Linked DNA regions of Homo sapiens: region 2 is linked to region 1. The links are chromatin contacts, found by Hi-C or POLR2A ChIA-PET in ENCODE. All regions are on one chromosome and are shown on one strand. The core of a region is the stretch at or near the end of the contact, and the rest is flanking DNA. Distances in the headings are between cores, read along the strand shown. Region 1 overlaps UVRAG (UV radiation resistance associated). Region 2 overlaps UVRAG (UV radiation resistance associated).

Region 1 (5,133 bases), core at 1,023-3,522:
ACTTGCTGTGCATCCTGATGCCAGTTCAGAGCCAGGTAACTTTACCTAATTCTAGCATCTTGTGCAGTGACTAGTATGTCCTAGTGCTCAATAAACATGGTTGGCTTTCTTGCGATGTCCCCTCTTACAACTGAACTCTCTTATGATTTAACTATATATGAATTAAATGTTATATCAGTTTTTCATTTTCAATGAATTAGAGAAGAAAAGCAACTATTAAAAACTAATTGATCATTTAATCTGATTCAGAAACTACTTTTGGTGATCATCCTTAATAATTGTAAATCATCCAAAAGAGAGGTATAAAAATATGGTAGTTAAAACTATCTGGATTAAAGAGTGACATAAATTTGTTTTATAATGATACCATTACCCAGGACATAAATGTTATTATCCTTAGAAAACTGTCTAGAGAACTATTATGAGATGCTTTTGGAAGTTAAAATAATTTCACATCTACCTAAAAATAATTTTTACTCTTTCCTTCCATTCATTTTTGTCAGGAAACCAAAATATTCCCCCAAATTACCTACTGCAAACTCTCTGGCTTGATATAATTACCCTCATTCTCCCATTCTTTGCTTACCAAAAAATTCAAACATACAAGAATTAAAGAAAAGAACAGAGCTACTTTCATGCAACACCAATAAAATAAAGCTTTATTAAATTCAATGATTACTTCATATCAGAACACAAAGCATCTATGCTGTCCTATGATAAATAATAATGGACTGCAAATAGTCCATGAACTACTGGCACGCTCACTGATGTGTTGGGAGTCCTGTTGAGAAACACTGATTTCACATATATTAATAATGTAACAGTATTGAATGTGGGACATACCCCACTATTAACTAAATATATTATTCCTCTGTCCAGTCCCCCCAGCCCCTGCAAGCATTACACTGGACTCTATTTTTATTTGAGTATACCGAAAACTAGAAAAGCAGTAAGTTCAGGTTGGGGTCACATGTCAGAGTCATCTGGTTTTCTTTCTTATCCCACTGTCCCATTACATTACTGTATTTTAATTTAGTTGGTTACAGAAAGCTGAGATGACAGTAATACTAGAGAAGACTTCCTCATCCAGATAATAACATCAGCACTATAAAAGCACACTTCATTAAAAACAACACACACAACAATATACCTCCAAGTGTCAGTGATGAAATAGCTGCACAATTTCTCTTGACTCATTTTCCACATTTCTCCTCTCTCAGCGGAATGCCTAATCTTCACAAGGTGTTCATTTCCTGTCTCACCCAGCAGCCACCTTCTGCATTTTTATTTTGTTGATCTTTACTGCCTGAATTTCCATGGGGATTCCTTATTTTAAAACATGTTCTTTGCTCACACCCCTGAACATAACCCCATCAGTGCTGATGCCTGTGCCTTGGATTACAACAGCACAGAAGTTAATAGCTTGCCACAGTCCCAAGGGACTCTATGAAATAATGATTGTCCTGGCCAGAGCATCCAGAGTTAAAACAATGGGTCACAGAGTAGAGTGTCAGATTACCTAATAGAATTTGCAAAAACTGAATGTTCCTTTTACTCTCCTAATTCAAGAAATATTTATTGAGTGTCTACAAAATACAAGCCTCTCTGCAAGTCAGGGAAGTCTGACACCAAGTAAGATGCAGTTTCTACCCTGAAAATATTTCAGACAAGGATAAATAACTCAAATACACTACCTGCATCATTGAGTTGGGCTGTTATTAAATTAAAGTACATATAAAGAACTTCATTTCTGTGATACTATATAGAGAGAATAGTTCACAGGAATCCAAAAGAATTACAGTTTACCAAACTATGGGAAATCAAGAAAGAGCTTACGATGAAAGTTTTGATAATAAGGGAGGGCTTCATGTACAAGCACAGTTTTGATGCTAGAGATGGCTAGGGAGGGCATTCCAGACAAATAGAATAGCATGGACAATGAGTATCAAGGTAGGAAATACTGTGATGTGTTTGGAAAACAACCAATTGTTCAGTCTGACTGAAGCATAGGTTACGAACTGGGAAGGAACCTGGGGATATGACTAAAAAAGTAAATAGTGGGCCAGGGTGAGAACTATTTAGTTTGAAAATGCTCTGCATTCCTTGTAAGAATAAGGGCTTCAGCATTCACTAACCCGTATCTTCCAAGGCACACATGCTTACGTGACTACTTAGCAGACTGTAGACAGTTAACTCTCGGCCTATTTGAAGTACAGACATACACTGGATATATTGTGGGTTTGGTCCCAAACCACTGCAGAAAAGTTAGTATCTTGGCCGGGTGTTGTGGCTCACAGCTGTAATCCCAGCATTTTGGGAGGGTGAGAGAGAAGTATCGCTTGATGCCAGGAGTTTGAGATCAGCCTGGTCAACATAGCGGCACCCTTTCTCTACAAATAAAAATAAAAATAAATAAAGTGAGTATCTCAATAAAGAGTGACTCATACAGTTTTTTTTTTGTTTCCCAGTATATATGAAAATAGCATTATGTTTTAAAAATATCTTTGAACATGTGTTCATGGAAAAAATTAAAGAAAATACAAAATATATAGTTTAAAACAACGTACGTATCTTAGTTTAAAAACATATTATTGCTAAAAAATGCTAATGATCATCTGAGCCTTCAGAGAGTCATAATGTTTTTGCTGGTGGAGGGTCTTGCCTACTTGGCAATAGCTATTGACTAATCAGGGTGGTGGTTGCTGAAGGTTGGAGTGGCTGTGACAATTTCTTAAAATAAGACAATGAAGTTTTTGGCATCAATTGACTTTGCCTTTCATGTAGCATGCAATGCTGTTTGATAGCATTTACCCACAGTAGAACTTCTTTTACAATTGGAGTCAATCCTTCCTCTCAAACCCTGCCACTTCCTTGTCAACTAAGTTTATGTAACATTCTAAATCCTTTTTTTACATCATCTTCACTAGAATTAGGTTCCATCTCAAGGAACCACTTTCTTTGCTCATCCATAAGATGCAACTCCTCATTGTTAAACTTTTATCATGAAATAGTTATTTCTTCCACTGAAGTCTTGAACCCTTCAAAATCATCCATGAGGGTTGGAATCAACTTCTTCCAAACTTCTGTTAATGCTGATATTTTTATCTCCTCCCATGAATCATGAATATTCTGAATCGCATTTAGAATGGTGAATACTGTCCAGAAAGTTTTCCATTGATTTTGCCCAGATCCATCAGAGGAATCACTATGTATGGCAGCTACAGTCTTATGAAATGTGATGAAATGTGTTTCTTAAATAAGAAGACTTAAAAGTCATCCATGGGTTGCGGAATGGATACTATGTTAGCAGGCATGAAGACAACTTCCATTCAGCACTTGTGGGTAACCAGGTGTGTTTTCAATGAACAGTAATATTTTGAAAGGAATATTTTTTTCTGAGCCGTAGGTCTCAACAGGGGCCTTAAAATATTCAATAAACCATGTTGTAAACAGATGTGCTGTCATATAGGATTTGATGTTACATTTATAGAACACAGAGTATAGTTAGCATCATTCTTAAGGGCCCCAGGATTTTCAGAATGGTCACTGAGCATTAGCTTAAAGTTAGCAGCTGTATTAGCCCCTAATAAAAGAGTCAGCTTTTCCTTTGAATCTTTGCAGTCAGGCATTGACTTCTCCTTTCCAGCTATCGAAGTCCTAGATGGCATTTTCTTCCAACAGAAGGCTATTTTTGTCTACCTTGAAAATCTGTTGTTTAGTGTAGCCACCTGCATCAATACTCTTAGCTAGATCTTCTGGATAACTTGCTGCAGCTTCTCTATCAGCACTTCCTGCTTCACCTTGTACTTCTGTGTTCTAGGGATGGCTTCTTTCCTTAAACCTCATTAACCAACCTCTGTAGCTTCCAACTTTTCTCCTGCAGCTTCCTCATTTCTCTCAGATTTCAAGTAACTGAAGAAAGTTAGGTCGTTGCTCTGGATTAGGCTTTGGCTTATGGGAATGTTGCGGCTGGTTTGACTTTTTTATCCAGACCACTAAAACTCTATCCATATCAGCAATAAGTCTTTTCACTTTCTTATCATTTGTATGTTCACTGGAGTAGCACTTTTAATTTCTTTCAAGGACTTTTCCTTTGAATTTACAACTTGGCTCTTTCACACAAGAGGCCTAGCTTTCAGCCCATCTCAGCTTTTCACATTCTTTCCTCATTAAGCTCAATCATTCCTAGCTTTTAATTTAAAATGAGATATTGGAACTCTTCCTTTCACTTGAACACTTAGAGGCCATTATAGGGCTATATTAATTGGTCTAGTTTCAATAATGTTGTGTCTCAGGGACTATGGAGGTTTGAGGAGAGGGAGAGAGATGGGGGAAGAGCTGGTCAGTGGAGCAGTCAGAACACACACAACATTGATTAAGTCTGCCATCTTATATTGGTGTGGTTTGTATTGTCCCAAAATAATTACAACAATAACATGAAAGATCATTGATTATAGGTCACCACAATAGATATAATAATAATGAAAAGCTTGAAATATTGTGAAAGTTAATAAAATGTGACAGAGACACAAAGTGAGCACATGCTGTTGGAAAAATACCACTGACAGACTTGCTTGATGCAAGGTTACCACAAACCTTCAATTTGTAAAAAATGCAGTCTCTATGAAGCACAATAATGTAAAATGCAAAAAAATGAGGTATGCCTGTAAACAGACAAGCCTTCAGACCTACACCAGTTTTTATCCCTGCATTATGGGGAACTTCACTAGTCCTCTGCACTTAGACCATTGACTTAAAGATGATGTACCTCACAACACTATTACAAAAGGAAATACAGTACTTTCCCACTGGATTACATTTTTAATATTCCTTGCCCTTTATTAGGCCCATCTTCTATCTAGCACACAGAATAAAAACTTACATGCCTAGGATTCCTATTGCAAAGCTCAACGTATACATAACAGTAGTTGCAAAATTTTGTTAAGCATTTTCTGTATGCCAAGCACTGCGCTTATTTAATCCTTACAACAACCTAGTGGCATAGTGACATAGGTACTATGCCAGGAGAACCAAGACTCAGAGAGGAGAACATTGCCACAGTCACTCAGCAATAAGAGAGAAGCCAACATGACCCCAAAGTCCAAAATAATTGGAAATAAAAAACAAAAATTT
Region 2 (5,133 bases), core at 1,516-4,015, 84 kb after region 1:
ACCTAGAACAGAATCCAGAGGAATATCAATACTTAAGAAATTAGGGGGGAAAAAAGTCCTGCAAAAAATTGTGAACCAGAATATCCAGGGAGAAGCAGAAGGACAGCTGGGAGAGCTGGTATGACAGCAGTTAAAGGAACAGCCCATCAAGGGAGGAATGACCACTGTCACAAAAATCAAGCAACCTAAGGCCTAGACAGTTTCTACATATTTAGCAGCAACGACTTAATTAAAGCCATTTCAAATCCGTTCACCTCACCCCAGATAGACTGCCACCTAGCCAATAGCCCCTAACTGGTTTCTTAGCTTCAACTCTTATTCTTCTCAATTCTATTCTGTTCTTAGTACCAAAGAATCCCTGTTCTTCATTTGCTCGGTTACTAATTGTAGTTTATCTTCCCCAACAGCATCCAGAACGCCTGCCTTATACACATCTAAAATTATATTTCCTTAGAGACAACTAGAAATATCACAATCCATAAACTTACAATTTCAAAGATTCGTGCTAATGCATCTAGTACCTCACCACTTTATCTTTCTTCTTCTCTGATGGACACTAACCTTTTAGATACTCTAGGCCCTCTAATAGCTAGTGTGTGGTTGCCTACACAGTTCCTTTCATTATGTATCTATGGGTAATTAACATATATGTACTTCTAGTCATGTTGATAACATCTTCCATCGATGATAAAAGGATTTTTCTGGTGTCTAAAAAGGCGTGATCTACATTTTTCTACACTAAATGAATTTTCCATTTTTTAAAGAATTCTATTCAAATAAATCCACCTATTCAAATAAATTTTATCAAATAAATCCGCTCCATGATAGTCATGAATCACTGCAGTGCTCCAGAACTGACATCACATTATATTAGTGCTGCCTTTTCCCTCACTCATACTTCCTGTGTTCAATCACCTAAACCTATTGATTCTTCTTTCCCAATGCTCTTATCCGCATAATTTCCTTTTCATCATTCCCACTGTAAGCACCCTGGTTCTGCGTTAATAAAAGGCCTTCCTTTTTAATCTCTGCCCTTTTCAATCCATTTGGAACACTGCCATGAGAATGCTCTCCTAAAACACAGATTTCAATAGCGTCCTTCAAAAAATCAAAACAATGATGTAAGAGGTATGGAGATCTTTTAAGTCTTAGTGTATCAATAATTAGAATGACTACAGGCAAATTTGAGCTCTTTATACAAAAGAAAAAAACCACCATGTACTAGCACCAAATAATCACAAATTCTAAAAAGCTAATATTAGATGTTATTCTTTGCTTGAAAACAGCTCAGGGCGATTTAAATAAACATTTAAACTCTGTTGTTTTAGCCTGGCAATTCAAAGTCCAATGAAATCTAGCTCAGGCACAATAGTATTAATATTTACCAGAAACCTGAGGCCTAATACAGTGCCTGGCACATAGAATATATTTATTTAATAATTCGTTGGTGAATGAATACATATTTATTTAGTGCTGGCTATGTGCCAGGCACTAAGCTAAAAACTTGAAATGGATATTTCATTTAATTCTCACAAAAATCCATAGACGTAATCATTCCCGTTCTACCTGTGAGAAAACTGAAGCTGGTAAGTGGCAGAATCACTATTTAAACCCAGGTTTGTTTAACTCCAAAGCCCGTGGTCTTCACTGCTTATTTCCCACCCACAAACCCATCGTTCCTAAGCTAATCTTGTCATCATCTCCCCACAAACCTTGGCATCAGTAACACCTTACATGTTAAATAATTTTAGTTTCCAAAGTGCTTTTTCACAGACACATTATTTAGGTTAAACCTTCCAAATATATGTGTCCAAGCTCAGTATTCCTCCCCTTATATATCAGGTTGCTGTGTGCTTTTCTCTTCCATTATTCTACGATTCTATTCATAATATAACTCGTATCTCAACTAAATCTGCTGCTGCATTTTATCCCACTATCTTTGGGGTAGGCAGAATTCTAAAATGTCACCCCAAGATTCCCATTCTCTGCATAATCCCCTTCTCTTGGTTATTAGCAGGACTTATAAACACCATAGGATATTACTCCCAGAAATGTTACTTTACAAGGTGAAGGAATTGAGGGGCTATAATTAAGGTCACGTATCAGTTCACTTTGAGTTAACCAAAAGGGAGATTAGCTGGGTGCTATAGGCTGAACTGTATCCCTTCATCCCCCGCCCCAAATTCATGTTGAAGTATCCTAACCCTTAATGTGACTATATTTGGAAACAAGACTTTCAGGAGGTAATTAAAGTTGATGAGGTCATAGGGTGGCCTCAAAAGAACAGGAAGAGAAAAAGATCTCTCCCTCTCCACACGCATGCAAGAAGGAAAGGCTATGTGAAGTCACAACAGGCAGGTGGCCATCTGTATGCTAGGGAGAGAGCCTCGCCAGAAACTGAACCATGCTGGCACCTTGATCTCAGAGTTCCAGCCTTCAGATCTCTGAGAAAATAAATGTCTGTTGTTAAAACCACCCAGACTGGTATTTTGTTATGGCAGTCTAAGCTGACTAATACAGACGGTAGGTCTGCTCTAACCAGGTAAGCCCTTAAAAGGGACTGGCCCTTCCTGAAAGAAGAGATTTGAAGCATGAGAGGGCCTATAAAGTGGGCCACATGGCAAGAAACTGCAGGTGGCCTCAATGGGGCTGACAGCAGCCCTCAGACCACTATCAGCAAGAGAACAAGAGGCTGAGTCCTATAAACCACAAGGAAGTGAACTCTGCCAAAAACCATGGGAGCTTAAACAAGGACCCTGAGCTCCAGAAAAGAACACAGCGCAGCTGACACTGATTTCAGCCTCATGAGACCATAAGCAGAGAACCAAGTCAGCTGTTCCCAAATTTCCGGCCTAAAGAAGAAACCGAGAAACAATAAAACAGGTATTATTTTAAGCCACTAAATTTGTGGTAATTTATTATCCAGCAATCAAAAACTAATACATTCTTTCAATCCAAATATTAATTATCCTTCTTTCACAGCCATCTCTTCATGATTCCATTTACTGAGCACATTATCACATTAGTCAAAATAACACCTGCACATTATAAATCTTTAGCCTAATTCCTTATCTGATCATGTTAACGTATCTTTAAATTTATTCATTCATCCTGTCTTCACATTGAGCACTTTCTATGTTGCTAATACTGAGTCTAGTGTTAAGAGAAAAAACATTGCAGACAGTCTGTGCTCTCTAAAAATATACCATTTATTTACATATTCATGCAATAAACATTTATTGAAGGCCTAAATGTTCACCATGCCCTCTGTTAAGTAATAAAAATACAGAGATCAGAGCATTATCTTCATAATGCTCAAACTTTGTAGACAACTTGGTTTGTAAACAATCATAACAGCATTATACAGGCTACAACACAGGCATGCATCGGGTAAGGGCTGAACATAAAAAAGGAGCATCTATTCTAGGGACGGGGTCAAGTGGAAGCAAAAGTCTTCTTGGAGGGGGTAAACACTGAGCCAACATTTGAAGGAAAAGTAGGAATTAGCTAGATAAAAAGGGAGAAAGATATTCCAGACAAAAGCAAAAACAAGTACAAAAACAAAAAAAAGGTACCCTAACATTTTCAGGAACTGTAAGCAGCTTAGCAAGGCTGGAGCACAGGGTCATATGGGAGAGGATGGCAAGAGATGAGGTAAAAAGGCAGGCAGAGGTCAGATTATGAAAACCTGGTATATTAGGATAAGGAGCTTTACTCTCAAGGCAAATAAATAAGTCATTTGGAGGCCTGACCACGAGATGTCATGTATGTAGGCTGCAATGCAAAAAGACCAGGCACCTGTAGGTACAAAACAGACCCACAAATTCATTTTGGAAGAGGAAGAACTCAAGTAGGAGCCCAGGAATAGTCAATATTTGGTAAGGGTTGTGGTCTCCCTCAACAGCACTGGGAGCATGCTCCATCTAGACTTCATATCATCTATAATCATTTGTTTTCCGGCTTTCTCCAGCAGTGGATTCCACACTCCTTGAAAACCTAGGCCTATAACTTGGTAGTGTCTGTGCTCCTGAGCTTCCCCGTAGTACTTTGTATATAGAGGCCTTCAGTAACAGACTGTAATAAAGATTACTCCCTTTCCTTCCTCAGAAATACAGAGGGGCACATCTCACCCTTCTCTTAACCCCCCAAAGCACAACAGACACCCACGGAATTAAAAATGATTATTTTAAGATTTCTCTGATTCTATTTTTCTCAGATGCTATGCAATATTTATTCAGTGATAATTAATTTATTTTTTTAGATGTATATCAAGCGTAGAAAAACTCCTGGGAAACTGCCTTGAGAACATTGTTTAATGTTTGTAAACCAGAAAAGACTGATCATTTCTCATTGTAGACACTACATGTCTATCAATTTAATAACCCAACATTTTCTGGCAGTAATATCTCACTGATTATTGATATTGACTTGACTACTGACTAAAGGTTCTGTATCTTTTTTTACTCAGACTGTTGCCCATATGCCAAGCCTCCCTCTTCTGATACAGTTGGTTTTAGGACTCAAGTATAAGACTATATTCTTTTCACAATTAAACTCTATCTTAAAATTTAAGATGAGCTGAATATAATTCTATCTTTCCAGTCCCCAGAGATCTTATTTACTAATTCCGTTACGCAATAATCACTGTCTCTATAAGTTCCACGTTACCACTGCATTAACTTAGTCAATTTTCTATATCTTTGTTCAAAGGCTTAGATTGTGGTATTCTCAAGAGGAAAAACCATGTCTCCCTTGATCACCACTGTATACCCAGCATATTGCATAGTTTCCAGCATGCAGTACTGAATAAACATTTGGCAGGTAAGTAATCAAATGAATGGACATGTTGAAAAAGACTAGGTCAATAGCAGAGCCCTATGCCATGCATTTAAAAATTTCCCTCTAGATAGCAAGTCATCAAGTAGTTACCAGTCGACCTATCTTTTCTGTCATTTAGCTTACACCTCTTCATCTTGCTCCCAAAGCTATCCTGACATACCTTATCAAACACATTATTGAAGTTATCTGTATCTACAAATCTAAGTACCCTTGCAAAATGGATACATTAGTCTAAGATAACTTGTTCTTGGGAAAGGCTCATTAAAGGAGACAGCATTTAAGCTCCAATATGAA

Evidence for each region. A loop is a pair of places that touch in the nucleus more often than their neighbours do. ChIA-PET counts read pairs that join two places held with the same protein, here RNA polymerase II (POLR2A).
Region 2: a loop to region 1 is called in a map of mammary epithelial cell, with 2.0 times the contacts of the local background. The contact joins two enhancer-like sites. A Hi-C loop is called at or near these places in 2 of 168 maps with a recorded cell type or tissue (Panc1 and mammary epithelial cell). POLR2A ChIA-PET finds 5 or more read pairs at or near these places in 2 of 52 experiments (BJ and CD8-positive, alpha-beta T cell).

Annotation. Positions count from the first base shown.
Region 1 is chr11:76,027,475-76,032,607 of GRCh38, reverse strand. All of the region lies in intron 12 of UVRAG (UV radiation resistance associated), which reads right to left. Among named protein-coding and RNA genes, the nearest start is that of WNT11, 180 kb to the left of the region's middle. Within about 2 kb of position 2,272, at least 4 of the 41 ENCODE cell types and tissues checked have a DNase peak (open chromatin) inside an H3K27ac peak, as active enhancers do.
Region 2 is chr11:75,944,226-75,949,358 of GRCh38, reverse strand. All of the region lies in intron 6 of UVRAG (UV radiation resistance associated), which reads right to left. Among named protein-coding and RNA genes, the nearest start is that of UVRAG, 130 kb to the right of the region's middle. RefSeq lists an enhancer at 2,728-2,827. Within about 2 kb of position 2,765, at least 8 of the 41 ENCODE cell types and tissues checked have a DNase peak (open chromatin) inside an H3K27ac peak, as active enhancers do.